Linked DNA regions of Mus musculus: region 2 is linked to region 1. The links are chromatin loops, found by intact Hi-C in ENCODE. Cell type or tissue: heart. All regions are shown on one strand. Links, peaks and the distances in the headings refer to the core of each region. The heading gives the core; the rest is flanking DNA. Region 1 overlaps Clmp (CXADR-like membrane protein). Region 2 has its middle 29 kb from the start of Gm39319.

Region 1 (15,976 bases), core at 3,987-11,986:
ATGAATATAAGCTGACCTGATTAATTTTCAGAGGGACATGCGAATGGCTGGGAGAGTTCATTTAAATTTAAAAGCATTAGTTATTTTATTCACTTATCACTTCATGAATTAATTAAATATCAACTTTCTATTCTTGAGGTAGGTTATGAATAGCAAAGAAAACAGATCTAGTCTCTTCTCTTATAAAGCTTATAATTGAAGAAGACACCTAGGAATAAAAGAAAAAATACTTAATTACAAGTATTTAATTATACTCAATAGGATAGATTAAGTATAATCAAATACTAGCTATGAAAATGTGACAAATTTTCTATGGGAAAGATGTAGGAAGTTATGAATATATAATTCTATCTCTGAATACAGTGATTTTTTTTCCCATGCTGAGGATCAAAATCAGGGCTTGACACATGTTGGTTATACATGCTGGACAGACACACCCTTCTTGTATGAGATCTTTACACTGTCCCACTTTGAGAATAATCATTGCTTTTCCACCGTGATGAGTAAGCCTCACCACATAGGGGAGAGAGAAGTAATGGACAGGTGTTCTCTTCAACCTTTAGACATAGAGCTCAAATTGCCAGTAGCAGAGAAGCCAATTCTATTTTCTTTTAACTTATTTTTACTTTATTATTTTATGTGTGGGGCTATATTGCTTGTGTATGTGTGTGTATAGTGCATACAAGGCTTACTGAGGTCAGAAAAGGGTACTGGATCCCCTGGAACTGGAATTAGAGATGTTGCTAGCTGCCATGTGGGTGCGGGAAATCGAACCTGGATCCTCTGGAAGTGCAGCAAGTGCTTTTAACCAGTGAGCCAACCTCTCTAGCCCAAGAAACGCATTCTGTGGTCTTTAAGAAACTAGAAGACTGTGAGCCTTTCTCAACACATTTCAGTCACTGTCATTCTAAGCCTAAAGCCAAAGATACCAGACATAGGAAAAAGACCAATGTCCCTCAGGCACATAGGAACAAAGAAAAAACAATATGATCTGTTCATGCAACCAACACTGATGACGATGCTCGGGTCACGTGAGCTTCATAAACTTGCTGCATCCAATTCCCAAAAGAAAACAATAAAACCTGATCACTGTAATCCCCTACATTTGTAGACGAAAGAAGAAAAGCTACAACTCCCCAGAAACCAAGAAAGTGTTTAACAGCCAGGCGCGGTGGCACACATTTTTAATCTCAGCACTTGGGAAGTAGATGACTAATTTCAGTGAGTTTGAGACCAGCATGGGTTACATAGCGAGTTCCTGGCAGCCTTGTCTTATTTTTAATAAAAGAAAGAAAGAAAAAGCATCTAACAAATGCAACACATGTGCATCATGTTTACAAACTTTTAAGGGGTCCGAGTGAGGCTCAAAGGTTAAGAGCCACCTTAACCTCTTCTGCAGAGGACCCCAGTTTGGTTCCCAGCACCCACACTGAGTGACTCAAAATCACCTGGAACTCTAACTCCATGAGATCCAACACCCTCTTCTGAACTTCAAGGGCCCCGCCCTGCACTCAGGAACACGTACCAGCACAGGCATGCAGATAACATCATTTAAGAAATTACCAATAAACCAAGAAAGGGGTCGGATTTAAAAACAAACAAACAAGCAATAAAATAGGCAGTAAAAAGAGAAAAGAAAAAAAATAAATTTAATAATTGTCCATATGAAACTAAATCATAAAGATTTGACCTTTTAAAAACACCAAATCTTAAGGTGTACAGAAACAGCAAGATTGCTTTTGCTCATGTAATGTCCATGCTGATGGCTAGCTTTATGAAGCACCTGTTAAAACTGCCAGGGATATTATTTAATCCTTACAACAACCCTATGAGATAGGTAAACTTTATTCCCATTTTACAGATGATAATACTAAGGCTTAGAGGAGTCAATGGCTAAGTACATGTAGCTGGATGGTATAACCTGCATTTGAATACAAGATCTGCTATTTGGAGATCAGATCCCTAGCTGCTCAATATTACTTGTTATCCAGTCAGGTTACCTTATCAACTAGATAGCGGAACCTAATGGTAAGGTTCAAGCTGGGGCTTGAACCCAGGTTTCTTCCTGTCAATGCTGTCTTTGCTTTTAGAAGACACTACTTTCCCATTGAATCCTCCTACCTCTTCCTTTTAACTGAACACTCCTTTTTCTTTCTTGGAAGTTCCAGCCCCGAAATACTAGAGGAATAAATATAACTTACAGCGCCAAGGACTGAATTTCATCTCCTGCTGGGTTTAGCATTCGAAACCGCTAAGCCACAGGGAAGCCTGCCCACTCTGAGAAAAGAACATTCAAAAGCAGACTGAGAGTAATTCTCCCTTCCTAGGAATGTAGATGGTGCAAAAGACTAACCATTAGAGAGAAGAGGAGGTGGGACGAGGGGTGGAGCCGAGAGACTACAAGAACTTCACTTCATGGCTCTCTCTTTTCCCTTCCCTTCCCTTCCCTTCCCTTCCCTTCCCTTCCCTTCCCTTCCCTTCCCTTCCCTTCCCTTCCCTTCCCTTCCCTTCCCTTCCCTTCCCTTCCCTTCCCTTCCCTTCCCTTCCCTTCCCTTCCCTTCCCTTCCCTTCCCTTCCCTTCCCTTCCCTTCCCTTCCCTTCCCTTCCCTTCCCTTCCCTTCCCTTCCCTTCCCTTCCCTTCCCTTCCCTTCCCTTCCCTTCCCTTCCCTTCCCTTCCCTTCCCTTCCCTTCCCTTCCCTTCCCTTCCCTTCCCTTCCCTCCCCCCACCCCTCTCTCTCTCTCTCCCTCTCTCTGGAACAAGAGTCTCTGGGCTCTGAGCGGGAGATTCCAGGTGGACGTAAATGTCCCACAAGGCTTTGAGATGATCCATCTTCTTGTGGACCAGGACCAGTTTCCAACATCTTTACTGCACCAGAGACTTTTCTAACTCCCTGAGAAGTGGCCCCCTGGAAACCAAGACTCCAGAGTTCTGCCCTGCTCTCTGGTCAGGGTTTGACAAAATCAGAAGCAAAATTCTTATTCATCCAAGTGGTGTGAATTAAAGAGAAAAATGGAGGCTGGAGAAAATCACTCAGCTGGTAAAGCCCTTGCCTTGTTAAGCACAGGACCTGAGTTTCCGCCTCCAAACGCATGTGAAATAGCAGGAAGTGGTGGTATCTACTGTAAACCCATAAGGGCTGGGAGTGTAAAACAGGTGAATCCCTGGCATTCACTGGCCAGTCAGCCTAACTGGTGAGTTCCAGTCCAGTGGGAGACTCTACCTCAAACAAACAAAAATCCATACTGGCACTTGAGGAATAGCACCCAAGACCTCCAAGCCTCCATAGACACGTGTGGACACCTGTACAAATATGACGTGTGTGTGTGTGTGTGTGTGTGTGTGTGTGTGTGTGTGTGTGTGTGTGTGTGTGTGTGTAGACAGAAACAGAGAGACATAGACATAGAGAGGAGGTGGTGGGGAGGACAGAGACAGAGAGGAAAATGGTATTGACAAGTCAAGAGGGAGAATAAAAGTCTCTTCTGCTTGTTTTGTTATGTGGGCTGACATCTCTTAAGTGTTGGGGAGAATAGCACCTTGATAACACCCCAAGCTAGCTGCACCATTTCTATTTCCTGCATAAGGCAGATGGTGTAGGACGAGCATTCTGGAACAAGGAGTCTAGATCAAGGAAGGAGCTGTTGAAAAGGGAAGGGGACTAGTCTAAGACCTCAGTGGAAGCTGTTTCTAAACATTGTCAGGGTACACAGGGTAAGCAGTGGGGGGAAAGATTTGTTTTCCTTTCCCAGATGAATGTCAAAAATCTGCATTCCTCCAGAGTACTGTTGGAGTGATCATTTCCTTCTCTGGAAGAACTTCACCTCCAAGGTAAAAGGTATAGAAAGTTAACTTTCCCCTGTGAATTATATATAGAGAAATATTTCCCAGAAGCCACAATGGTTCAAAAAAAATATGGGAAAGAGTATTTTGAGTCTTACAGGTAGTTTTGAATCCTTCTTGGTTTTTAATTTTATGTGTGTGAGGTTAGGAGCAGCAGGGCATGGTGGGATACACTATAACCCTAGCCCTTAGAAGGTACCATTGAGATGATCAGGAAGCCAAGGTCACTTTTCCCTACATAGTGAGTTCAAGGTTACCCTGGACTACATGACAGCATGTCTCAACACACACATGAATACATGTACACACACATAAACATTAAAAAGAAATCAAAACAATTAGAAAACCCAGTGTAACACCAGTGGTCACCTGAGCTGACTGGAGTCAAACTGAAGTCCTCCCTGCCATTTACTAAGATCCTTCACTGACCTAAGCTTATTGTAATATGTGCGAATGAGCATTAGTATGGCTGTCATCAGATTAACTATAATAAATGTGAACTAGCCAGTATCTCCAGAGCTCCCAGGGACTAAACCACCAACCAAAGAGCACACATGGTGGGACTCATGGCTCCAGCTGCATATGCAGCAGAGGATGGCCTAGTCAGACATCAATGGGAGGAGAGGCCCTTGGTCCTGTGAAGGTTCTATGCCCCAGTGTGGGGGAATGCCTGTGCCAGAAAGCGGGAGTGGGTAGGTTGGTGAGCAGGGGGAGGGAGCAGGGGGTATGTATGGGTAGGGTGTTTTTCAGAGGGGGAATCAGGAAAGGGGATAACATTGGAAATGTAAATAAAGAAAATATCCAATGGGAAAAAAGATTAACTATAATAGCTCTTGTTTGAAGCACAAAGCATTGTCCCCATAGAAAAGAGATGCTTCTTGACTTATAATAGGGCTATCTTCTGACAAATTATCACATTAAATGAAAAGATCAGAAATTTCTAGTGCCTTCATATTTAACCCATAAAACACCAGAACTTAGAAACATCGTGGGCTGGAGAGAGAACAAGGGTAGTTTGTCCTCACAGTCAGGTGGCTGACTGCGATGGGGGCTCCCTGCAACAGCTCAGAGTCATGAGAAAGGACAGGTCATCTTGTTTTGCAGCCCTGGGGAAAGAACAGGACCAAAGTAGGATGTCAACTGAGTGCATGTTACTTTTGCTCCATCGTCAGGTCAACACACAAACAAACAAACAAAGAAACAACCCTAAATCGATCCATTGTACACCTTAGCTATTCTACCAAGGAGTGGGAAGAGACAAGAGGGCACGTGCCTACAACCTCAGCTTTTAGGAGGTGAGGCAGGAGGATGAGGAGTTTAAGGTGATTGTTGTCTACATAGTGGGTTTGAGGCCAATGTGAGTGAGCTATCTGATACTCTTTGGGGGAAAAATACAGAAGAAAGAAGAACAAGTCTTTTGGCTATAGCTCAGTTTTAAAATGCTTGCCTAGCATTCATGAAGCCCTGAGTTCGAGTCTCTGTACCACCACACACACACACACACACACACACACACACACAAAGTGCAAAACCGAGGCAGTGAGATATCTCAGCAGGTATAAGTCTGGAGTCCCGAGTTCAATCCCTGGAACCCACATAAAGGTGGAGAGAGAGAGAGAACCAGCCCCATAGAATTGTCCTCTGACCTGCATGCTGTGTCATGGCACAGGGGTACCTACACACACACACACACACACACACACACACACTCACACACACACACACACACACACACTCACACATGCACACACACACACATACACGCTCATACAAGAAACAAACAAACAACACATCTTTAAAAAGAATCAGAATTGAATCCAAATGCTGGGCAGAGCTTCTGTTCACACAAATAGCCAGCTAGGATTTCCAAGTCTCCAGGTCAGTTCTTCACCCAGGCCCACATCCTGGGTGCAGAGCAACCCAGGACTCACAAGACAGCGTTTACTTTGGGAACCAACAAAGGAAAGCTATTTGAGGTAGTGCATGGGCTAGCCACGTAGAGATGGCTAGTTCTTATGTAACAGTTTCCCCAACATTTCCTAAGGCTGACTCCTGAGGTCATATGTAATCACTAAAGGAATCAGGGAAAGACGAGACATTTCCACTGACTTCCTTGGAGGACGGACAGGATGTTAACACTAGAAATCCAGCTGAAAGGTAGAACAGGGTCAGGTCTGTGTGGTGGCAAGCATTTCCCTTGACTGAGCCCGGGGTCAGAACCCTCTAAGGCCTTCTTTTGCTTCTTCTCAACCCTGGGTGCTATGCTGACCCACTTATGTCAGCAGGAAACTTCCTGAGTCACTTTAATGACACATCCCACTCTTGATCTATCTGGCTTACCACCATGCTCTACTTTTTTTTTTTTTTTTTGGTTTTTTGAGACAGGGTTTCTCTGTATAGCCCTGGCTGTCCTGGAACTCACTTTGTAGACCAGGCTGGCTTCGAACTCAGAGATCCACCTGCCTCTGCCTCCCGAGTGCTGGGATTAAAGGCGTGCACCATCACCGCCCGGCTCATGCTCTACTTTTATTAGGTCTGTTTTAGAAAAAAAAAAATTGCCCCATTCTTAATGTTTCTATCCTCCGATTTCCCCTCCCTGCTCCATGGCTGCAAATCTATTCTTTTTATATTTAAAGTTCATTTCCATCTCTCTCTCCTCCTACAAATCCCATTGTAGTGACCACGGATAGGGCCCGAAAAGATAACACTTTGGCACATTGAATATTTTAAGCTGAAAGGGTGGGAGGAAAAAGCAGAGGGATCCTGTGATCTTCTCCTGTAGCACGCAGATTCTGGGAGAGATGTCCTTCCTATACCCAGAGAGAAAAGGGCTGAGGGACACGGAGCGGTGAACAGCCTCACACAGCCTGGCCTTCCAGTTCGTTCCCCTCGCCCCACAACTTTCCACTATAAAAACACTCAGGTTGAATCATTTCTTTGAGCCTTCATTTCCTTGCCAATGTTCTGATGTCAGAGAAGACATTAAATTTAGATGCTTTTCTCTTGATCATCTGTCTTTTGTTATAGGGACCTGGCTAAGAACATGGAGGGGTAAAAGGAAAGTTATTATTATTTTTAAAAATTTTTTATACTTCCTTTAGAAAGACTTCTCCTTTCCACCTCCAGCAAGTATTATGAATAGTTTTTTTTTTCTTTTGCAATAACATACTGAGGGGATTAGGTCATTCTTGGTACACAGGCCAAGAGGAGCCAATGGGGGTTTAAAGCAGGGGGGCTTTAAGTCTGAGTCTGTAAAGCTAGCATATGAGCTGTTAGCACTGTGACAGATGCCACACAGGGAGGGAGGGAGGGAGGGTTTGGTGTCGTGGAGACCAGCTGCAGTGTATCTGAGGGTCACATTAAACAACGAGCTGTTTTTGATCCTCTGAAATTTTCTGTTTCTGAATTATCTCAATAACAATAAAATACCTGGGGAGATGATCAAACATCTTTGCGTTGTTTATATAGATATTCTAAAAAATAAGTTATGTCTAGGGAAGGGAAGAGTGAGTAAGATTCAAGGTTAGTTCCCAGCACCTACCTTGGGTAGCTCACAATCACTTGTAACTACATCTTCAGGGCCCCAATGGCCTCTCTTGGTCTTTGTGGGTGTCTGTACTCCTATGCGTATGTGCGCGCAAACACACACACACACACACACACACACACACACTCACACACACACACTCACACACACACACACACACACAATTAAAAAATAAAATGAACTTTAAAAAAAAATTAAGTTATGCCTGTAAAAACCGCCAACTCTGTTTTATAAAGCCTGTTTACTATAGATGTTGTGGTCAAGGCTAAAGACCTGCAATGAATGTCCCAGAGAGCTCAGAACCCTGGCTCCTCCTTTAAACATGGATTCCCCTTTCCTTAGCCCCTCCCTTCATAGCAGCCCAAATCCTGAACAGGCTTTCCCTGACACCCGGGCTTTCTTACTTTCTGACTTCCACTCCTAGTTTCCCCGCTATTCCCCTGTTCCCTTTCAGCTTACTTGCCATGTTGTTTTTCTGTCAAACTTTAATAATAAAATTGTTCTAGAGCTTCCTTCTGAGTCCGTTTTAAAATTCTTTTATTAATGAGACTAAGAACGCAAAGGGAGATCGCCGTTTCCCTGGCAACAGATATTTCAGGAATGCAGACCAGGTATGGGGTTGTGGAAGAAGTCTGCAGTAAATTTCTACCTCCAGTGTAACATTTCATGGCTGCAGCCCAGGATACCGCGTTCAAGAAATACCGAGTGCAACGTGAAACCCAAAGGGTTCTTTTAGTAACTTACAGTAAAAAGAACTGGGCTTACGGGCTGGAGAACGTCTTTTGGCTCCCAGCGTGACAGGCTGCTAAATTAGACTGTCAGGGTTTGTCCTCCTTCCAAACCAAGTAAGTCAACCGTCTGTGCCCACCTTCCTGAGTCCCATGTGCGTTTCTATTCAAATCCTTCTCTAGAAAATCAAATTAGAAAGCTCAATTTCTGTAGCTCACAAAATTGTGCCCCACACAGAAGAAGGAACCGGGAAAGATTCCGAGTAAGAGACAGGCTGGGGAGATGGCCATCTGCTAAGAACCAGCGGTCTCTCCAGGGTCCCGCTCCGGTCATCTGCTGGGTGTTTGATTTGGCAAGAATCTGCAGAGAGGGCGCGGGCCTTCCTATCCCTGGAGACTCAAATTGCAGCAGCCCGAATTCCCGTGCCTCCTGCAGCCTGCAGCCTCCCTCCCGGAGCTGCCCTGCCATGGCCGCAGTTTTATAGATCTGCAAGGCAAAGATCAGAGCCACTCCCGAGGGTGGCCACCCGGGCTGGGCTGGGCTCCTCCCTAAACAAAGAGTCGCAGAACTCTCGGAGCTGCAGGGCTTCTGCGCTGGCGGAAGGCGCCAGGCTGGGTGATTGAAACCACATGTGCGGGAGGTCTGCGACAGCTGGGGGCAGACACCAGGGACCGGCGGCGGCCGCTGCTGCTGTAGCCTCTAGCGTTTCTTTAGTCCCTTGGGTTTCCAGCTAGAGCGACTGAGAGCACTAGACCACAAGCATCCTGGGAGGAGCACTTCCCCCAATAACAAAATAATTAGAAACCCCGAGGCCTGGGGTCTCTGCTTCCAAATGTACTGGACAGCATCAGACAACTTCTTGGTTTCTCAGTTGTGAAAAAGGCCCTAATTACCCTCCCAGGACACAGCAAAAGGGATGAGTCGTATTTGTGGGTGTGACGTCAATTTAACAAGGATAGCCACTACGCACGTGCACACGCACACGCGCGCGCACACAGGCACCCCAAAGTACTATTGACACTTATAAGCCTTTTTGAAGGTTTCACATACTCTATTGTTGTTGGGGTTTTTTGTTTTTGTTTTTGTTTTCGAGACAGGGTTTCTCTGTGTAGCCCTGGCTGTCCTGGAACTCACTTTGTAGACCAGGCTGGCCTCGAACTCAGAAATCCGCCTGCCTCTGCCTCCCGTGCGCCACCACGCCTGGCTCTCTATTGTTGTTGTTATTGCTATTATTATTATTTAGATTTATTTATTTATTTACTATATGTAAGTACACTGTAGCTGTCTTCAGACACACCAGAAGAGGACATCAGATCTCATTAAAGATGGTTGTGACCCACCATGTGGTTGCTAGGATGTGAACTCAGGACCTTCGGAAGAGCAGTCAGTGCTCTCAACCGCTGAGCCATCTCTCCAGCCTTATTATTATTATTATTATTATTATTATTATTATTATTACTACTACTAAACACTAATGTCTTCCTTGACCCAGGCCCTTCAACCCTCTCAAATAATTATTATTTTTGTTCTTGTTGTTTTTGTTCTTTGAGACATGGTTTCTCTGTATAGCCCTGGTTGTCCCAGAACTCATTTTGTAGAACAGACTGGACTTGAACTCAGAGAGCAGCCTGTCTATGTCTCCTGAGTGCTGGGGTTAAAGGCATGTACCACCACCAGCAACAAAATATTTTTTAGATTTACTTTTAGTATTTTATGTGTACAAGTGCTCAACATATTTGTACTTGGTACCCGAGGAGGTGGTCCTATGTGACAAGTAGGGCTCTTAACCACTGAGCCAACTTTCCAGCTCATAACTGTTATTAATTTTATAAATAGTTTCCCCTGTGTGGTCACAAGTACCAGCGTATGCACACAGGGGAAGATGAGCCTATACATTTAACTAAATGGGTATTCGTATGTGCGTGTTTGTAAGTCATTACAATCAGTAGTAAATTTTAAAAGATGTATTAACTTTTCTTTTGCCCAAGTGCCCGAGTGCATGCACACAGTCGATTGCGTAGTGCTCTTGGAAGTCAGAAGAGGGCTCAGATGCCCTGCATCTGCAGTTACAGATGCTCATGGGCCACCGTGTGGGTGCTGGGAACTGAACCTGGGTCCACGGCAGGAGCAGCGAATGCTTCTAACCACAGAGCCCTTTCTCTAGCTCCAGTTCTTGATAGATTTAAATACTTTTCCTAGACTATAACAAAGACTTACTTTTTACTCTGTGATTGAGTTTCTCATGTATCATGAGAAGGAGGGGCAGGTATGATAGAGGGATGAGCTAGGGAGCCCTACTGGGCCAAAACAGCAACAGCTCTTTCCACCAGCCCTCCGCACACTTTGTATGACCTGGTGCTGAGAATGCTCTCTCTCTCTCTCTCTCTCTCTCTCTCTCTCTCTCTCTCTCTCTCTCACACACACACACACACACACACACACACACACACACACACACACACACACACACAGTGCTGGGCTCAGCCTAAGTCCTTGCACACTCTAAGCAAATGTGCTCAGCCCTTTGCATTTGGGAGACTGAGGATCAAAGTGTTTCCTGGCGCATGAAAATGGCGTGAGATCCACTCATATTTCTCTACACAGGTCTATATTATGTAAAAATATCAAGATACATAACATCCCCGGGTCCAGAAATCCTCCCTATGCTTGGTTTTAGTCATCTTCCAAATCAACATTCCAACTTTCATTAGTATAGATTCATCTGACCTGCTTTGAACTTGAGAAATTATATGAAATTTAAATGCATTATGGTCTTCGGCGGCTTTTACTCAGTCAGGCTGAGTATTTGCAACAGAACTGGCCAAGTCTTCAAAGCCTGAGATGCTTATCAGAGGGTCCATGACAGAAAAACTTCGCAAACTTCTGAGATCCCAAATGGTTGTTTTGTTTTGTTTTGTTTTGTTTTGTTTTTTAACTCCCTGGGAGCCACCTTGGAGAAGAGGTTCAGAAAGTGACTGGACATTAGATGTAAAAATAAAAGAACAGGAACTGACAGGAGCTTAGAGTGTCTCGACTCTACAGACGGTTTTGCTATTTGGCAACTTGTAGGGTCTTGCCACGATTTCCCCCTTTTCAGGGATATATTTCTACATCTATAGGGCAGAGGGGGTGGACCCAATCTATAGGCAAGCTTCCAGAGCCTTGGGAATCCTGGAAGTAAGCCAGGTGGGAACAGTTGGGGGTGATGTTCTTAAAAAGATGGATTCTGTTTTTTCTTCCCTTTCTTTTTTCTCCTCTCCTTTCTTCTTTAAAAGAGGGTGTCATCTTCAAACTTACTATATATATAGCCAAGGGTAGCAATGAACCCTCATGGAACAATTAAAAACAAACAAACACAAAACCCAAGCTGTGCTGGCCAGTTTTACATCAACTTGACACAAGCTAGGAGAAGCCCTGATTGTGAAAATGCCTCCGTTAGATTGCGCTGTAGGCAAGTCCATATTGCATTTTCTTAATTAGCAACTGACGAGGGACGGCCCAAGCCCTTGTGGCTGATGCCTTCCTGGGTTAGTGGTCTTAGGTTCTATAAGAAAGCAGGTTGAGCAAGCCATGGGGAACAAGCCAGTAAGTAAGCAGTACTTCTTCATGGCCTCTGCACCAGCTCCTGCCTCCAGGTTCCTGCCCTGTTTGAGTTTCTTCCCTGGCTTCCTCCAGTGATGAACTATGATGTGGAACTGTAAACCAAATAAACCCTTCCTTCCCCAATTTGCTTTTGGTCATGGTGTTTCAACACAACAATAGAAACCCTAAGACACAAGCAGTCTCTATTCCACATGCATCCGTGACTCCATTCCTTACTGGTGTCTCTGCATAGATGCAGGGACAACATATCAAGAAACCAATGGATGGAACTGGAGAGGTGACTCAGTGGTTTAAAGTGTAGGAGCTCACAACTGCTTGTAACTCCAGTCCCAGAGGATCTGAAACCCTCTTCTGGCTTTCACAGGCACCAGGTCACACTGGCAGTGCACATACATGCATACAGGTGACACACTCATGTACATAAAATAAAGAAGCCAGTGGATGCTCTACACTTCACTCAGTGCCTCTGTGAGCCAGCCCTCTCACCAGCATGGGCTCAGCAGGGTCCCGCAGATCTTGCATCTAGGCTGTACTTCCTATTTTTAATCAAGTTTCCTAAGGCCAGGATGCACCTCTTGCTGTCACTGTGTGGTGGAAGGGACACTGGGTGCAGACTAAAGCATACAGACCCCAGTCCTGGTCCCCTCCCCTACACCCCCCCCCCCCCCGTGAGACGAGTAACTATGGCCAGTCTTTCTCTCTGACCCTCACTGTCCACTTTGTTAAACAATAGTAACAGACCTCTTTCTGTCTCATCACTCTGATTATTCAGGGTTTGTCCCCATTACACAGCCCGACTGTTGTCCAATTCCCAAGCTTTCTAGGTCTAGAACAGGTTAAGATCTGTTGAGTGACTTCCCGTCAGACTTGGCTCTAGACTTTCCTTCCAATTCACTGGTGTATTATAAAACCCCTCTTTCCTTGCAGGTTCATCTTCAACCTAACTCTTGTATTGTTTTCCGTGACTGTTTACTCTCACTTACTTGTCCCCAAGGTATTTATTGCACACCAACTTTTGAAGCATTTTACAGGCTGTGAAGTAGGCAAGGATAAATAATACACTGTCACTCTCCCTGTTGACAGGCAGCAGGACAGGTAGATAGATCCACAGTTACAGTATAGATACATCAAGTGCCCGTAAGAGGCTTAACAAATACAAAGCTGGTGTTCTCTTCCTGGCCCTGCCTACCAAAGTTGGGAGAGAACCTGGTCACTTAGGTTATACCCAGATATAGAAGTCTAATGAGCATCAAATGTGTATCCCTGACCAGGACCACTTTCCTTATTTCATAGAATCTTCATTTAGAGCATATCAATGAACTACTATCAACTATAGCACATCTGATGTCTGTTGGACGTTTTCTAACTTTTTAAGAAAGAATTATTTATTTTATTTATATGAGTACTCTGTAGCTATCTTCAGATACACCAGAAAAGGGAATTGGATTCCATTAGAGATGGTTGTGAGCCACCAGTGGTTGCTGGGAACTGAACTCAGGACCTCTGGGAGAGCAATCAGTCCTCTTAACTGCTGAGCCATCTCTCCAGCCAGAGTTCTTTAACTTTAATACCACCGTCTTTTCCCCTTTTCTCAGTTCACCTCTGATTTAATCTTTAGCAACTCTTCTTTCTCCTGCTTCTTCCTGTTACAGAATGTTCTTCATAATTAATGCCATCAGATTGCTTTGCCCGTAGCACCATCCTGATGGTAGTCCTTAAAAGTCTGCTGATTGAGCTATTTCAATCCCTTCCAGTTTAATTTCAAACAATAACCATCGTATAACGGTTGGAATGATGCCCCGGTGACTTCATTGACTATCAGAGCCATGAAAATGAGATAATGTTTATGAAAAAATTTTAATAATTGCACCAGGCTGTATGTACACAATATTGCTTTTGTTTTACTGTAACCCCAGATTTGAAGAGAAAGTCTGTCTGCAGTTTGGCGCTCTGTTCTTTGGTTTATAATTTTCTCAAGCTAGTCTCTTGCTCAAAGGGGATGCTCCAATCTCACAGACAAATAAACAGAGGGATTGGGACACAAAATGGTGCAGAGAAGAGCATGCAGAGATGTGAGAGAAGGTCCCGGAAGAAACCATCCTAACTCTTGATCTCAGACCTACAGCTTCCACAATTCTAAGGATACAAACGTCTGTTCTTCAAGTCACCCAGTCAACAGCACTTTGGTCTGATAACCCTGACAGACAAATGCACCTCTTAAAGATATCTACTTTGGATTCACTTTAGAGTTCAGATTAGGAAAATGTTTGCTAAGTACCTGCTCTTGTTTTCCTCTGGCTTCCATTTTGCCCCCTGCATAATTTCATGTTGCATGTTATATATGTTTGCCTAGCCGAAATCTGTAGCCAAAGGACTTAAGCACAGAGGTTAGGCCTGGTGGGGAGACAGATTGGAAAACGATGTAGTCACTGGGCCAATGCAGAGTACCATGAAAGCAGCTCATTGTTATTTTTGTAAACGTTTTTTCTCTTTTCCCTAGGAATCATACTCTCTTGCCATGAAACATGTCTGACAAAGAGAATGAAGGACAGTGACATTAAGTGTAATTGACATTAAAGCATCACTCCGGACTGCCTTCCGCAGAGCGCTTAAGGTTTCAGGGCTTTGCATGGCAGTGAGCAATGACATTCAAGCTTGCCAGTCATCTGGAACATTGAACTCTCCTCTCCCCGGGCACAAACAGCCTGCAGGGTTGGAGCAAACCCGAGTTTCAGATGTATCTCTGTGGGATAGGGCCCAACTGAAACTTCTATCTGATCTCTTCCTCTGAACTTCCCTTTCTCTCCTATCAGTGCCTCTGAGCCCCAACACCAGGACTGTATCTACACCTGCCCCCAGTGATTTGTACCTCTCTCACTTAATATTTGGGCCACAAATGGAAAACACAAAATCCTCATTCCTCGTGCCCTTTGATAAAGCTTAAAGCAGGCTGGAGCATTTATGAGAAACTGTAAACTGAATGGGGGGACCACACACACACACACACACACACACACAGAGAGAGAGAGAGAGAGAGAGAGAGAGAGAGAGAGAGAGAGAGAGAGAGAGAGAGAGAGAGAGAGAAGAGAGAGTGGCAGCATAAAACTACTTATTTACTATTGACATTTAGCTAACTAGCCCACTTAACTTGCTCATTAAACACCAATGCTTTACATTTACAGACCAGGAGAGATTTTGCTTTAATTCTTGGGCTTTTCTTTACTTGATTCTTTTCTGATCCTTTCAGGAGAAGCAATGAGTTTAGACACCTATCACAATGCTGACCTTCCTACCCAAGCTTGAATCCGATGGCCAGCCCAAGATGAACATGGAACCTTCCACTTCTCAGAATAAGGATCTATGCTAAGACCGCCCTCTCAGTCCTCTCCGCAGAGGAGGGCACCACAGGAAGGCTTCGTTAGACCCTGTCCTTACAGCACCTTTTATGAATCAGCGAGAAGCTGAGGTTTTTCCTTGTGATGGGAGTGTGCTGCAGCCAAGCTAAAGACATAGACTTCACCCTCTATCTACATTCAGACTAGTAACTATATTGGTTGCTGGGAAAACCTTACATGGAGGCCAAATAGGCCTGCTTTATGGTATTTACAGGCTCAGATTTGTATGTCTGGAGGTTGAGCCTGTTTGTGCAGGCTCCTATAAATAGAGCCTGAGAAGGTGTTTGTTTGTTTAATTGTTATTGTTGTTGTTAGACGAGACAGAACTTTACATCCGATGTCAAATACATAAAACAGATCATGTTTATATAACACATACACATGGCCACTTAGAATTAAGGAATTGCTTAAACGCTTTGGGATCAGGGATCCAAGTTAGAGCCCCAGTTCTCATGGTGGATGGACCAGCAATTACTGATAGGAATTTCTGATGAGCAGGGACAGATGAGTTAATGGGGAGAATGGGAGGTGAGTATGCAATTACCACAATTTGGTGGCTAAAGGTATTTTAAAATATGGGGGCTTGGGGAAACAAATAACAGAAAAAGACTTGATGGTTAAAAATGTGTTGACTTATTAGATTAACTGACATCTAAGTCCTTTCTAAGTGACCTTCTAGATTCCTGGTTTGTACAACACAAGGGTGTGAAGCCACAGCAGAGCTGCAGATGGGAGTAGGGACAGGCGAGGCTAGTGACAGGTGGCACATGTTTGGAGGGGGGAAGGAGCACTTAGCACTTACCTGATGATAACCATTTGTGACATGCCAAGTCTATTTTCTCATTCAATACTTAATTAACAACC
Region 2 (15,976 bases), core at 5,199-13,198, 96 kb after region 1:
CGCTGCTTTGGCGTTTCTTCTGCCTTATTTCTGTTTTCCCATCAGAGCACTCACACCCACACAAGCTTGGGTTTCTATAATCTGAAGCATTCCCTGTACTCCTGGACCCAAGTCTCACCTCCCAGGCTCTCCTTCTCCCTTCCAAACCAAGCTTCTGGTTCCCTGCAACTTGAACTTGAAATAATTTACTTCTCTACCTATATCCAGGTCCTTATTTATCCCTGTATTACTTATTTATTACAGAGAAAAATCTGTCTAATTGACTTTTTTTCTGCCCATGAAAACGCGGGTTCTTGGTCCTGCAATAGTGGCACATTGTTGAGGCCGGCCAGCCGCTCACATGTCTGGGTTCGAGCCTGGAAGGCATCTTGGAATCTGGAAGAAAAGAGGGAATCTAGGCGACGAGAGAAAGGATGGAACCAAGACAATAGTCTGATCAAGGTTCAATTTTAATATTGAGGAACATGAGCTTATAAAGAAGGGGGGCCATTCCCGCCGCATCATCCTTGGAGTCCAGCTGCAGGTGACCACGTGTGGGCTCCAGAACAGCTAGGCAGCAGGTAGCAGCAGGGGCAGTGGTAGAACAATAGGGAGGCAGGCTCCACCCCAGGTGATCTCTTAATGACAACAAGTCAAGCCTGCTCATTCTGTTTTCAGGCTGTGGGGGAGGTTACAGCACATGCCTTTAATCCCAGCACTTGGGAGACAGAGTCTGTGAGTTCAAGGCCAGCCTGGTCTACAGAATGAGTTCCAGGATAGCCAGGCTACACAGAGAAACCCTGTCTCAAAACAACAACACAAAACGAAAAGAAACGAAACACACTAGTTCTCATTAAAGATTCAGATACTGCATAAAGAAAATCAACCAAGGGACAACCCTCAGAAAGCCCCTTGTCCCCTTGCTTTTAGCTGCTTGGGTTTCAGTACAACAACGGAAGCCTCAGATCTAAGCAGAGCACTTGCCATCTGTGCCACATGCAACGCTGCAGGCCAAAGGGTTTCCTACATTCGTTTTTTTTAGGATCTTGGAGGTAGCGCAATCTGGCTGAGAGAACCAACTTTTCTCTTGATGTCATGTCTTGATCGTTGACCTCAGAGAACCCCAACTCCGTCCTGAGATCACACTCATGGTGACAGTTTCGAGTCTGTGCAAGTTTCTGAGCACATATACCATAAAGAGCCATTAAATTCCACCACCAAGTGCAGGCCAATCCATCACCTCCCCCATCCCCCCATCTTCCTCAGATGTCGTCTCAGGCTGCTCTGTATCTTTACTCTCCTGAGTCGCATCCTCTGGAAGGCGGATGCTTATGTGTTGACTTTTCTATTTCTTCACATTATTTGCCTTATAAATCTTCTTTCCTGTGAAACCCACCCTTTCATGGTTGGCGTGGCACTCAGTGGGTAAAACAGGCCTGAGGGGGTCACAAAGGAAGAAATAATTGGTTACCCCAGAATTCAGAAACAACCGTTGTGGGGCTGAAGGGTTAGAATCTCTCTACTAATTCCATGCTAGAAGCCAGGATACAGTAGCTGTATATATGTATTTCATGACTTATGTGTCAAAAGAAAGAAAGAAAGGAAGAAAGAAAGAAAGAAAGAAAGAAAGAAAGAAAGAAAGAAAGAAAGAAAGAAAGAAAAGAGAAAGAAAATAGTTTTTTGTTTGTTTGTTTGTTTTTAAATTGAGGATTTCCCTTTGTTTTGTAAGCATTTTAAACCTTGCTTCTAGTCTGCTGGATTTTCCTATCTGCTTCAGCACACAATCTTGTTACATTGTATACATAAAAAATGTAGTGTTACAGAGGATGGATATTTTTTTCTCTTTCAAAAGCCTGATGACCTGCATTTTGTTTCCCAGAGGAAAGGGGGCCTTTGAGGCTGCCTGATGACAGGGCATTCTAGGCTTCACCGTCTAGGAACTTACAGAAAGCTTTCACCAGCATCATCTCAGTTCCCAGAAATCAAGCTGTGACTCAGCAGTCACCTCCCTGTGCAGACGCAGAGGCAACAGGAGCGTGGAAGTAAGCGAGGGGCGCAGGTCATGAAACTAACTGGTTATCTGTATGACTGGCCCAGTGAATGTGGCCACCTCAGGGTTCAAGGGCTTATTACATTCGACTTGCTGGATAACCCTGGGGTTGAAAGGGAAGTTGTGAGGGAGGACTGTCCTTTGTCCTTTGTTCCAAGTCCTAACCCCCTAGGAAGCCCAGGACTAGCGACAAACAAGAGTGACTCCTGTGTTTCTCCTCAGCTGAATAATGCTGAAACAACAAAGCCCTCGATCCGATGACTTTATCGGGAGAGGATCTTTTCTGCTAGATTTGCTGTGACATTAAAAATGGATGAGAGCAGGGACGCTTCCTGCCCAGAGCTCAGTGGTAACTGACACGTGCCGGATCGGAACTTGCTTATTGCAAATCAACGCTTCTGCTAACCCAGGACTCAAAGGCCCCCAAGCCAGGCACATTCAGACTGATGTGGAGACAATTGACTCAAGGAGAGAAAGGACACAGAATTCGATGTCATGAAGGTAACCCACTGGGCTGGAGAGATGGCTCAGCAGTTAAGAGCACTGGCTGCTTTTTCAGAGGACCTGGGTTCAGTCCCAGCACCCATGTGAGAGCTCACTTGCCAGTAGCTCCAGTTTCAGGGGATCTGATACCCTCATACACACATATGTAGGCAAAATACCAATGCACATAAAATAAACATTGAGAAAAATTTAAGAAGGTAACCCATGTCTTTTCCTAGTGTTTTTACTTAAGCACAGGTTCCTGGTCCATCTTCCACACTAGGCTGCCACATCACCTCTAGTGCCTGCTCTGTACACAGAGATGTTTGGAGTGCATATATGTGAATGAAATGTGAGTCAGTGTTCCTCTTTCCTGTGCCCACCTGATGTGATGGAGAGAAGCTAGGAACCCGACACACCTGCTGTTCTCTTGGCTTTATCTGTCCCCAGCTGGGGGCTGCATGCAGCAGGGTAGAATGGATTTTGTCTGTAAAATATGACTGCGGTGAGGAGTTAAGATAGTCTGAGCAGGTTTGCTAGCTAAAGGTGGGTGCCCAAGATGTAGTGGTTTTATGGTGCTATCCAGGGCTGGGGTCCTGGGAAACAGGTCCTTGGGATGGCTAAGTACAGGGGAGTGAGGGGAGGCAATACAAGGGAGCTGCAGGAGAAGCAAGGACGGAGGGGAGGGCAGGGAGGGAGTGGAGAAAAGCAGATGGTTTATTTGAAGCAGATACACGTGGATGGGTAAGTTGGGACAGGTTTCTAGGGTCTCCAATGACATGCAGGGCACTTGAACTTCATCCTGTAGCAACAGGGAAGCCACAGGAGGCTCTGAGCAGAAACAATTTAAATTGTGGGAGGAAAAAAAAAACACCACATGACTACAACTCAGTAAAAAGAGGTACACACTCTAGAGGGGACTTCGAGGCAGGTTTTCCAAGCAGTATTTTGAACAGATGCCTGGATGCATGCGGCTGAAGTGTTCTGCAACACTAAGTCTGTGGTAAAGGTCTTACAAGAGAGTAACTTGAGTCACATTGGGTGGGGCAATATGGATTGTGCAATGGGGAAGAGAGAGAAAGAGAAGGAGAGAGGGGGAAGAGGGACTAGGAGAGGGAGAAGAGGGAGGGAGAGAGGGAGAGAGAGAGAGAGAGAGAGAGAGAGAGAGAGAGAGAGAGAGAGAACAGATAGAGATCAAAGTTCTCACTATTGTGAAGTTTAAGTGCATTAGTCATATGAAATCCTGAATGTGGATTGACAGTAGTAGTCTTCAGGGACCACAGGTAACAAGGATCTATCTATCTATCTATCTATCTATCTATCTATCTATCTATCTATCTATCTATCTATCTATCATTCTATCCGACATATCTATCTATCCCACAAATCTATCTATCCTACATATCTATCTATCTATCTATCTATCTATCTATCTATCTATCTATCTATCTATCTATCTATCTCCTGTATATATATATATATAGTCTGTATATATAATATTATATATATACACATATGTATATACATATTCACGATCATGCAGCTCATGATGGCCTCAAGCCTGCTATATAGCACAAAATGCCTTGAATTTCTTTTTGTTTAAAAATTTAAGGATTTGTTTCATTTAACATGTATGGGTGTTTTGCTTGCACATACATATATGCATCACACGTATACCTCATGCCTACAGAAGTCAGAAGAAGGCATTGAATCCTCTGCAATTGGAATTACCAATGGTTGTCCACCATGTGGGTGCTGGGAACTGAACCTGGGTCTTCTGCAAGAGTGAGGAGTGCTCTTAACCCAGAGCTATCCCTCCAGTCTAAAATTCCTTTTAAAAATTTAAACTCATTTTTATTGTAGGTGTATGGGTGTTTTGCCTACATGTATGTCTGCGTGCCATGTGCATGCCACAGAGGCCAGAAGGGGATGTCAGATCCCTGAATTACAATTACAGATGATTGTGGCTGCTGGGTATTGACCCAGGTCCTCTGGAAAAACAGCCAATGTTCTTAACCACTGAGCCATCTCTCCAGCTCAGCCACGAATGTCTGGTCCTCCTGTCTCTGGCTTCCAAAGTGCTGGCATTAAAAGCACATGCCCCATGCCCAGTGCATTCAGTGCTGGGGCTAGATCTCTGGTCAGTGTTCACACAAGGCAGCAACTGTAGCCACTGAGCTACCTCACTACTCAAGGCAAATTTGATATTAGCAAAGGGCAGCAGGTTGTTTAGCATCAAATTATAGTGGTGCCAAATAATAAGTATGAGGTCAAGAGGAAGAAGAGAAAAGGGAATAAAGGAAGAGGAGTTATAGGGGGGAGGCAAGGAAAGTGAGGCAAGCCATAGAGACGCTGTGAGCTCTCCCGTCCCCTGGCCTGGAATGCTGGACCAAGACTAGCAGGCTCCCTCATTTCAGCTGTGAACAATTTGGATGGAGCCATGTTGGCTGAGTCTCCACTGGTTCCACGTGAATAGGGGAGCCCTACTCATCAATCTGGGAGCCCTTTCCTTCTGGGGAGTGTCATCTATGTCAGATCCATCTGGACACCCCAGCAGCTTTTTCTTTTTTTTTCCTAATGTCTTTGCCAAGAACAATATTTACCACATTGCGATGTGAGAAACTAGGGCACGGAGGGAGAAAACTGAGCGTTAGTTTTGGCCCAAGTGTGCTCATGATATTATTGGGTCCATTGAACAATTTATTCTTCACTCATTCACTTTCTCAACTATGTCACAGAGCTTGAGATTATCTATGCATACCAGAAGGGTGCTGTGGGACTTGTCACGAGACTTCCTATGCCGTGAAGATGAGGTCACACGTGGCGAGGGGAGAGTGTAGTCAGTTGCAGGCCTACTGTGTAAGCTCCAGGACCTTGGTGCAGTGGTGTGAATCTGTAATTCCAGGGTTGGGTGGATCCCTGAGGAGAGGCCAGCTGGAGAATCAGTGAAGGACTTTATATCAAAAACAAAACCAACCAACCAACCAAAGAAGACAGGAAACAACTGAGGAAAACATCCAATGTCAATCTCCAGCATTTCCTAGTTCCACCGAGCAAAGTTCACTGTGGAAAGCCCTCCCCCAGTTCTCTTCCATTCTTTATAGTTTACATACTATGCTCTGGGCTTTAAAGCACTTCTGCCTGGAAGTAACTTGGGTCAAATAACCCTGTTTCTTCAGTAGTCGGGCTTCAATAATGAGTTCTATTATTTGATTTTTTTCAAATTAATTAATTAATTAATTAATTTTTTGAGACAGGGTTTCTCTGTATAGCCCTGGCTGTCCTTGAACTCACTTTGTAGACCAGGCTGGTCTCGAACTCAGAAATCTGCCTGCCTCTGCCTCCCAAGTGCTGGGATCAAAGGCAAGCGCCACCACCGCCTGGCCAAGCATGAGTTCTAAATGTATTTTTTCCAGTTCCTGTGGTTTGTGTGTTCAAGTACCCATCAAGTCCCTATGTTTAAACTCTCACTCCCAAAGTGATGGCATTAGGAAGTGGGTGTCCTTAGGTGGTCTTAGCTGGTGAGATTGTGGGTGTGTGTACAGTGTGAACCCTCTCTATGCCTGATGAAGATACAAAGAGATCGCTAAGGAATGAGTCCTCACCAGACCCTGGAGCCACTGACACTCAGTCTCCTATGCCACCCATCCCCCCACTAGAAGAAATAAAGCTGTGTCACTTGAGTCTAAAGGTCTCCCTACAGCAGCCCCAGCGGCCTAAGACCTATGATTACAGCTCATCTGCTGTGGTGGCTCTCCAGTCCTCCCTGGGATGAAATCTTTCACTTTCATTGTCTCTAAGCCTCTAGGGAATTGAAGGGTATCAGATTGGTGGGAATGAAATCCATAGCCCGGGGGCAGCGGGGTCCCGCAGGCCTTGACCCTCTGCGGCACTTAGACTAGGCGGAGATTTCCCCTCCCCCACCTGCCTCCCGATCCCCGCCGAGAGGCAGTTTTTGATTCTGTCCTTGCCTGTGGCACAGAACTGGAGAGAGCAGCACTGGAGACCGTGCCCCTGGCTCCCCCTCTGCTAATAAATGTTTGATTGATTCTAAATGAGCTGTCACTATGCCTTGGAGTGAGAATCAAAAGCAGTGTCATCCGCGGACTGTAAAGTGACAGTCACGTGACCAGGCTGCCGCTCCGACAACAGCAGGGAGGAAGATGATTTAATTATGGGGAGGGTGAAAAGACGGAGGGGATGGCTTCTGGGAGGGGGAGGGGTTTCTGATCTGTCTCAGGGACCAGCTTTGTTCTGCTTTTTGACAACCTTTCACTTTTTTTTTTTAAATAAAACCTTCTTATTATGCTTTTAAAAACAGCACTGGTTTTGTGTCTCTGGTTCTCTTGGGAAAGAGTGACAAGGTGTGACCATCTGTCATCTATAGAAGCCTGAGTCCTGAGGAGCTTGGGACAATTCTCCAAGCAGGGAGTATTTCAGTGGGTTTTTTTATTTTTATTTTTATTTTTTTTTTAGTTTGTGTGTGTGTATGTGTGTGTGTGTCTGTGAGAGCACGTGTGTGCATGTGTGTACATTCACACAGAGGCCCGAGGTTAACCTCTGGTTCTGCTCATTGAGAACCACCCATCCTGTTTTATGAAACAGCTCTCTCACTGGGACCAGGGGCTCATTCAGGCTGGGTGGCTCGTAAGCTCCAGGGGTTTACCTGGCCATGACTCCCCAGTACTGAGATGAGAGGGGCAGGTCACCGTGCCTAGTTTTTTAAGTGCTGGGGACCAAGCTTAGTCTTTATGCCTCTGTAAAGGAGCTTTACCAGCTGAGCCACGCCCCCCAGTCCTATTTTGACTTTGCTTCTGATGGTTGTCTCAGGTTGCAGGTGAGAGATGCAGTCTCTGGAAGGCAGCACCAGAGACTGGCTACCTTCTTGGGATTCTCTGTAGATGCTTTTCATTCTCCATTCCTGAGGCCTTGGAGCAATTAGCTGCTTAAATTCCGTTAGCCTCATCTGAAAAAAACGATGCGACAGCTACCCACCCACCCACAGGTTTGGATACATGTGCTGCCAGCTGCTGCTGTATCCATAACTCCTCTGACAGCTGCCTGCTAGCTTTTATGATCATGAACCAATGTGGGGGCAAGGCCTCTGGAGACTGGAGAGGTGGCTCAGTGGTTAAAAGCATTTGATGCTCTTCTGGAAGACCCTAGTAGTATTTCCAGCACCAACGTGGCAGCTCACAACCTTTGTGACTCCATTTCCAGAGAGTCTGATGTCCTACTAGGACCAACATGGGCATTGCTAGGCAAGCACATGATACACATATGGACATGTAGGTAAAACACCCACACTCATAAAGAAATCTAAACACACACAACACACATGCATACATGCACATGAGCACACACCCATGTATTTAAAGATGGGTCAGCTTCCCCACACCCTGGGCAAAGGGCTTCTAAGTTGGAAGCCATATGGCAATAGCCATCTTGCCCCTGTTGATGATTCTAACAGTATTTGCAACACTAAATGTTACATATTATCAACCATATGTCCATTACTGCCGGAAGAAACAAAGGAGATAAAAAGGATTAAGGTTTCATATTATTACCAAAAAAAACAAAACAAAACAAAACAAAACAAAGGGTGGGGGTAGAGGAGTGCTACTTCAGCTGTACATGGCTTCTGGGGAGAAATGAAGGGCAGTGTGCTTTTGTTCCTGAAGGCTGGTCAGGGGATGAGAACGGCACGAGGTCTCATTAATACAAGCAGCTGGGGGCAAGGAAACATTCTGGAATGTTCCAGATGTGCTCCGGGAAGCAGTTATGTGTGGAAGTTTCAGGTCTGGGGCAAGAAAAAAAAAAGTCCCAGTTCAGATCCCTCAGCATATTTGTCCTGGGGTCATAGTCTGGCTCCATCGTTAACTTCTTTGTTTCTTCAGTGAAGATTTTCAAATTTTGATTTCGCACCCCCTCCCATTCCACACTTTTTTTTTTTTTTTTTGATACAGAGTCCAGGATAGTTCAAGCGGGCTTCCAGCTGCATGGGATCCTGTGCCTCCTGTCCTGGGATTATAGGCACACACTAACTACCCTGTTGTCTAGTGAACACTAGGAATGACTTATAACAAGCTACTGTGGGTTCCAGAAGTCATAATATATGCAGAAATTGTTGCTTGCTTTTCCTCCTGGTGTACCTTCTAGAGGTGAGCAGGTAAGTTTTTGAGTGTGAGCATCCTGGGAATAAGGACTTCATCTTTGCCTTCTGCTAAATTTTTTCTATCACCCACAGCCTGTAGAGTGGACCCAGCAGGGTGGCAAGCGATTCTGACACCACCTGGTGGACATACATGGAACTGCAGAGTCATAGCTCCAACAGTGCATTCTGGAACATTCTTTGCGGTGAAAGATTGTTTTTTTGTTTGTTTGTTTGTTTTGTTTTGTTTTGTTTTGTTTTTTCAAGTCAGGGTTTCTCTGTGGAGCCCTGGCTGTCCTGGAACTCACTCTGTAGACCAGGCTGGCCTCGAAGTCTTTCCACTTCTTGTTCTGACAAAAGAATTATGTTTATTGAAACTCATAGAGAATTTGTCAGTCATATCCAACATCTATCTATGATGTGAATGACCAAAGCCAACCAAATTGAAAAGCTCACCTTGACTCTTAAGACGGGCTCTGTTTCTCAAGTCAGCACACTCACGTTCACACTACTCCCGTGCAGGAACTATAACACCTGAGCCTCACTGACTGTGGTAAGTGAGACTCTATGACTTCACCTTGTGCTCTCTGAAGCACTCCTCAGCTGCAGGGCCGGACCCCAGCGCCCCCCAGGGAAACCAGATGAATCCAGAGAACAGAGCTCACATTTACAACTCAAAGTAACTTCAGCCTCGATTTGTCCTTCCTCTTTTTTCCCCTTTAAGCCGGTTCACCTTATTTTTCATAGATCTGTGGACTGTGCCTCGTTGGGGTTGAATCTACTGTTTTCCTGTAGAGCAGGAAAAGAACAAAAGTTTTCTTTTTGGGCCCTAAGGCCAAGCATGGTGGAAAGTTCCTTTAATCCCATCACTCGAGAGGTGGATTTCTGAGTTCAAGGCCAGCTTGGTCTACATATCTGTTCCAGGTCAGCAAGGACTCTAGAGAGAGACTCTGCCTCAAAAAACCAAAACCAAACCAAACCAAAACCACAACAAACAAACAAACAAACAATTTTCTTCAGATACCAAAGGATACAAGTTCCAAATATGCATGCCCATGTAAGTGGATCTTCAAGCCCTACCAGCCTGAATGCGCCAATCCTAGAAGCTAAACATGTTCTGCCCTGGCTAGTACTTGGATGTTAGGAGTCACAAGAGATTTTCCCTTCACTGCCTTTTGACTTCCAGAACTGTTGAAGGAATGGGTTTGGGCTGATGGAGCTGGAGTGGGCTAAGTTGTGGAAATGGCCAGTTGCTGTGAGACGCTGGAGTTGGTGATTCACGAAGTGAAGTGATGCCTTGTGGCTCTGATTCCTGCTCCCTGGACAGAGAAGCCCCCATTCACCCCTGACCTCCACTGCTATTCATCTAGGAAGGAGATGGGCTGGGTTGTCAAATTCCCATGCATCAGAGATATTGAAGAGGGCTTTGTGGGAGGGAGTTCTTACAGACAAATTTGGTGTTGCTGAAACATTTTTGGAACTGTTAAAAACGATGTTTGTATGACTTCAGACAGACTTTTAAATGGCAGCATGAAACATCTGCTTCTGTGGCAGAATGGTTCTTGTGGGTTTTTCTAATCAGGAAAAAAATTAGAAGCTGCCTCATGAATGCCCTGACTCAGCTCTGTGAGTCTCGTCTCCCTTCACTGTGTGACTGTGTCTATTGCTTTTAACATCCCGAAAATCGACAGGGCGTCTTTCACGTAGTGGGTCTCAGCATGAATGGAATCTGGTAAGACTGTGGTATCAGCAGTTCCTCCTGCAACCCTGCTGCCAGGTCAGGGTCTATCTTCTTAAAGTTTCTACTGCTATGATAAACACCATGGCCAAAAGCAATCTGAAGAATAAAGTCTGTGGGAGGGGTGGGGCAGGACAGGACGTCTATATGCTGGCTGTCCCAGAACTCTGTAGACCAGGCTGGCCTCAAACTCACGGAGATCTGCCTGCTTCTGCCTCCAAAGTCCTGGGATTAAAGATGTGTGCACCATTTCTGCTTTACGTTGTGCCTTGTAATCCATCATCCAGGAAAGTCAGGACAGGAACTCAAGGCAGAAACCTGGAGGCAGGAGCTGCTGGGGAGGCCATGGAGGAATGTTGCTTACTGGCTTTCTCTTGTGGCTTACTCAGTCTGCTTTCTTATAGAACCCAGGACCTGGGGGTGGCATTCCCCATAGTAAGTTGGGCCCTAAAAAACAAAACCAAAAACAAACCACCCCATAGGCTTCCCATAGGACAAGCTAGAGGAAGCATTTTATCAACTGAGGTTCTTTCCTCTCAAATGACTCCATCTTGTGTGAAATTGATATAAAACTACCCAGCTTAGAGACCTCCTTCCTGGCCTAGAAATTGGTCTCCTTCTTAGAGGTTTCAAGTTAGAACCCCAACTGTCTGGAACACCAGAGATTTACCATGTGTGGTGGAAGCTGTATCATGAAAAGAGAAACTTGGTCAAAACCAGCCCAAGTCATCATTTGTACTCATCAGCATAGACTATACAAAGTAATGGGTTTTATTCCTACACTTTCATCCATGAGTATAGTGTGCTTTGGTCATTTTCACCTGTATTAGGTACTTTTCTGTCGCTATGGTAAAAGTCCACCCTCAGGGAAACTTATAGAGGAGTTTATTTTGGCTTACCCTTCCAGAGAGAGAAGAGTCTGTCATGGTGGGACAGAGACATGCAGCAGACATGGTGGCAAGGAAAAAAAGCAGAGGACTCACGCTTTTAATAGCAAACGAGAGTTGAGGTGACGCTTTTTTTTTTAGATTTATTTATTATTATATGTAAGTACACTGTAGCTGTCTTCAGACACACCAGAAGTGGGTGCCAGATCTCGATGGTTGTGAGCCACCATGTGGTTGCCCGGAATTGAATTCAGGACCTTCGGAAGAGCAGTTAGTGCTTTTAACCGCTGAGCCATTTCTCCAGCCCAGGTGACGCTTTTAAACACTTATTAAAAAAAAAAAAGATTTATGCTGGGCGTGGTGGCACATGCCTTTAATCCCAGCACTTGGGAGGCAGAAGCAGGAGGATTTCTGAGTTCGAGGCCAGCCTGGTCTACAAAGTGAGTTCCAGGACGGCCAGGGCTACACAGAGAAACCCTGTCTCGAAAAACCAAAACCAAACCAAACCAAACCAAACAAACAAACAAACAAAAAAACCAAAAAACAAACAAACAAACAAAACAAAACAACAACAACCAAAAAAACCCCCAAAAAACCCAAAAACAAAACAAAAGATTTATTTATTTATTATATATAAGTACACTGTAGCTGTCTTCAGACACACCAGAAGAGGGCGTCAGATCTCCTTACAGATGGTTGTAAGCCACCATGCAGTTGCTGGGATTTGAACTCAGGACCTTCAAAAAAGCAGTCAGTGCTCTTAACTGCTGAGCCATCTCCCCAGCCTGCTTTTAAACTCTTAAAGCTCAGCACCCGCCCCCCCCCCCCCCCCCGTGATGTATTTCCTCCACCAAGGTCACCCCCTCCTACATTTCCACAACCAGTACACAAACTAGGAACAAATGTTCAAATTTCTGAGCCTACGGGGGCCCAGGTGGGGGTGGGGGTGGGGGATATTTTTTATTCAAGCCACCATACACCTCAGTTAACCATTCTTGTCTCCCTCCTGCAGCTGAACCTTTTCTCCTTAACTCATTTTCCTTTCTACTTTAATGTCCTCCCCCTGCCTTCTCTCTCTTCCTTTTGTGGTAGTGCACTGAGATTGATCCAGGGTGCTTATTGGAGGGGATTGGTGTTTTGTGCACAGTCTCGTGGCATTTTCTGTGATGGTACCACAACCAAACACCGGTGTCCCTACTAATTCTTCACCCTCTTAAACACTTTTGTGTCACACAATCAAAAGAATGTAACTTAGCACTGACTATACTGCTACTGCAATTATAGTCAATTTTTTTTTCTTTTTTTCCTGAGACAGGGTTTCTCTGTGTAGCCCTGGCTGTCCTGGAACTCACTCTGTAGACCAGGCTGGCCTCGAACTCAGAGATCCACCTGCCTCTGCCTCCCAAGTGCTGGGATTAAAGGCATGAGCCACCACGCCCGGCCTTATTCAAATTTTTAAATGCCTTAGTCATTTAGTAGAATAGATGGTTTAGCTTTTTTAAAAAAAGATTTATTTATTTATTTATCAATTTATTTATTGAATGTATATGAGTACAGTGTAGCTATACTGATGGTTGTGAACCATCATGTGGTTGCTGGGAATCTGAATTCAGGAACTTGGCTCTCTCCGGTCGACCTCACTCACTCGGACCTAAAGATTTATTTATTATTGTATCTAAGTACACTGTAGCTGTCTTCAGACACACCAGAAGAGGTCATCAGACCTCTTTACAGATGGTTGTGAGCCACCGTGTGGTTGCTGGGATTTGAACTCAGGACCTTCGGAAGAGCAGTCAGTGCTCTTAACCACTGAGCCATCTCTCCAGCCGGACGGTTTAGCTTTTTGAACTCAAAGATCCAATCTTAAACTTGTCTCTTCCAAAGTCCTAGCACCCAGCTCGATACACCCGACTCAGTTTTGACCAATCAGACATTCATAACCCCAGACTTACTTGGCTTGGCTGGCTTAGTGTTTAGTACTGTATTGCTTCAGGACAGTGGTGTGTGAGGCTGATGTAAGGAGGGTTTTGATGAAATCACCTGAGCCTGGGGTGACGCCATATCCCTGCTCACTGCGCATGCGTGAGAGCCTTACCTGGAAACTCGGATACGGATCACTGATTGAAACTTGTTTGCTTGGGGTTCGCGTTACCTGTTCTCTCCTTATGCCTAGTTCTTATTTTAAAGTACCAGTCCGATGCTACCATTTCTGTGAAAACTTCCTCACATACTCACCAGAATTCCCCTTCCTCTGTGCGCCAGTACCTGCCCTCACTGTGCCCCCCCTGGGTAGCAGATTCACCGCCCCCCCCTCTCACTTCTGCAGTTACTCCTCCTCTCTAATCAAGTGGTCATGTTACATAATGGAGAGAAAATAGCTCACAAAAGTCACTTCCGGTGAAGGGTTTGTTTTGGTCTCAGTTCCTGGGTACCATGGCTCACTGCAGCAGGAGCTTGAGGAAGCAGATGGTCACATTGCTTCTGCAGGACCTTCGGAAGAGCAGTCAGTGCTCTTAACTGCTGAGTCATCTCTCCAGCCCTCCAGTCACTCTTTAAGGCTCCAATACGCTTCTGAACACTCAAGTCTATGTGGATGGACTCAGCTGTGGACTGTTGTCAACAAAGCTTGATATATTTAATGATATCGCAGTCAGAGAGAACTGGACTTATCCAGGGAATCAACACACAGTTTCTAATCTTAAGGAATCACAGTGATGCAGACAAAATAAAGTCTATACTCTCTCAGGGTATCACAGCCCAGACCCTGCTGGAGGGGCTGAGTGAAGGCTCTGGTGTACATGTGGGTCAGAGTGCAGCATGGCTGAGATAATCCCTATGTCAGCTGGATGGATGCTGGATGGAGGAGCTGTGTTACTGTTGATGCAGTGGTTTACTGCAGAGCTGTGCAGGACACAGCATCAGGTTTGTGGTTAAGCAAAATTCACACAAAGACTTGGAGCTTGAGCATCCAGTGTGCCTGCCTTTGAGCTAGGAAGATGAGCCTGGTAGCAGTGTGTCGTTGGATAAGTTGGAGTTGGGGGTACGGCACATTCATGGGGAGAGTTGGAGTTAAATGACAGAATTGGGGACACAACACAGGTTGGAAGAGTCCTGTGAGAGGGCCTAGGGAGCAGGAAGTAGTTCTTCCACCTCCTAGCTGGGCTATGGCTGCGTAGTGACTAGTGTATCTGTCTTGCTTTCCAGATTAAGTTCCTCCCTCCCTTTCCTCCCTTCTCTCCTTTGACAGGGTTTTCCTATGTAGCCCAGCTGAGACTCTAACTTATTATCCTTCTGTCTCCTCCTTCCAAATGATGAGACTGCAGGTATGTCGCAAGGCTTAAATTATAAGTCTCTTAAAGGTAATGCCTGAATTGTATAGAGACATGTCTGTACATCGAATTAAACCATGTGTAGCATAGAACATTGGAATCTGACTTTTTTTTTCTTGTTGACTCTGGCTAATAAGAAAGGTCTGTTTATTCCCCAAGACAAGACTGCTATACATCTATTTTGTATATTGAGATTATTTTACATCTCCTGGTAATGTCCTACTTTTTATAGAATCCTCTCCTACCCACACACACCAACCGCAAACCACAGAACCCAAATGTCCACTGTCTGACTAATAAAAAGGTAACACTTTTATTTGGAGACAGAAACCTAAATGCTGTGAAATAATTTAACCAGTTCCTCAGGCCTTTTTAACATCTATTTTTCTACTTTTTAGATTCATCATTTAAAGGAGATAGAGCTTGGGGAATTCTGAGCTGTTTGTTGAAAGCTTAACACCCCCCCCCCCCCGCCCCAAACCCCAAACCACCTGCCTTTGCCATGAATACGCCTCTTTTTCGAATACAAAAATAGAAAGGACATTCTGGTCTAAATAATGCATACTGTTCTATTCTGTGAGGCAGGTCAGAACTTGAGCAGCTACTTCATCCCAAATGCCTGCTGGGCTCTGCTTGACGCAGAGGTCTCTTCAGGAGCTGCGCATTGCCCGGGACACCAGGGCAGCCTCCCGTGCGCCTCCGATCCCGATTGTGATTACCAAGCTTTCCCACAATGCTTGCCCTTTTGCTTCTTGTTGTAAAAGAGGCGCTTACGTTTGCACTTTCTCCCTCTTTATTTCAGTTGACCAGCTCCTTCACCCTGGAGCTAGAATGTCCAGCAGGAACTTTGCCACCAAGATCAAATCCAGGCGCCAAGATTCGCCAGCTCAGATAGCCTCTTGGCGCCCTTGCTTTCCTAGTGAGAAATGGAAGTGAGGATGCTTACCTCCCAGGAAGTAAGGATGTCAGGAATCCGGATACCAGGAATTATCCCTAGGAAGTGCTCTGTTTACCAACTCAGGGCAGGTTTCTTCCTTCCTTCCTTCCTTCCTTCCTTCCTTCCTTCCTTCCTTCCTTCCTTCCTTCCTTCCTTCCTTCCTTCCTTCCTTCCTTCCTTCCTTCCTTCCCTCCCTCCCTCCCTCCCTCCCTCCCTCCCTCCCTCCCTCCCTCCCTCTCTCTCTTTCTTCCTTTTTTTTTTTTTTTTTTTTCGAGGCAGGGTTTCTCTGTGTAGCCCTGGCTGTCCTGGAACTCACACTGTAGACCAGGCTGGCCTCAAACTCAGAAATCCGTCTGCCTCTGCCTCCCGAGTGCTGGGATTAAAGGAGCGCCACCACGCCCAGGACCTTTATTTCTGAATAC

Evidence for each region. Peaks named below come from ENCODE experiments on the same cell type or tissue, not always from the same donor. Only the 100,000 strongest peaks of a DNase experiment are listed, where the experiment ranks them.
Region 2: it touches region 1 in a loop (3-fold over the local background); 8 of 42 quality-filtered maps call a loop at or near these places.

Annotation. Positions count from the first base shown.
Region 1 is chr9:40,723,599-40,739,574 of GRCm38, reverse strand. The region is part of intron 1 of Clmp (CXADR-like membrane protein); the gene reads right to left. Among named protein-coding and RNA genes, the nearest start is that of Clmp, 46 kb to the right of the region's middle. RefSeq lists an enhancer at 7,168-9,798. In heart, for the core only: no CTCF peak of the experiment used is centred there; a DNase peak (open chromatin) is centred at 8,614; H3K4me3 peaks cover 1,807 bases; H3K27ac peaks cover 2,511 bases.
Region 2 is chr9:40,629,063-40,645,038 of GRCm38, reverse strand. No RefSeq gene overlaps it. Among named protein-coding and RNA genes, the nearest start is that of Gm39319, 29 kb to the left of the region's middle. In heart, for the core only: a CTCF peak has its summit at 8,815 (motif pointing left); DNase peaks (open chromatin) are centred at 6,338 and 6,608; H3K4me3 peaks cover 928 bases; H3K27ac peaks cover 578 bases.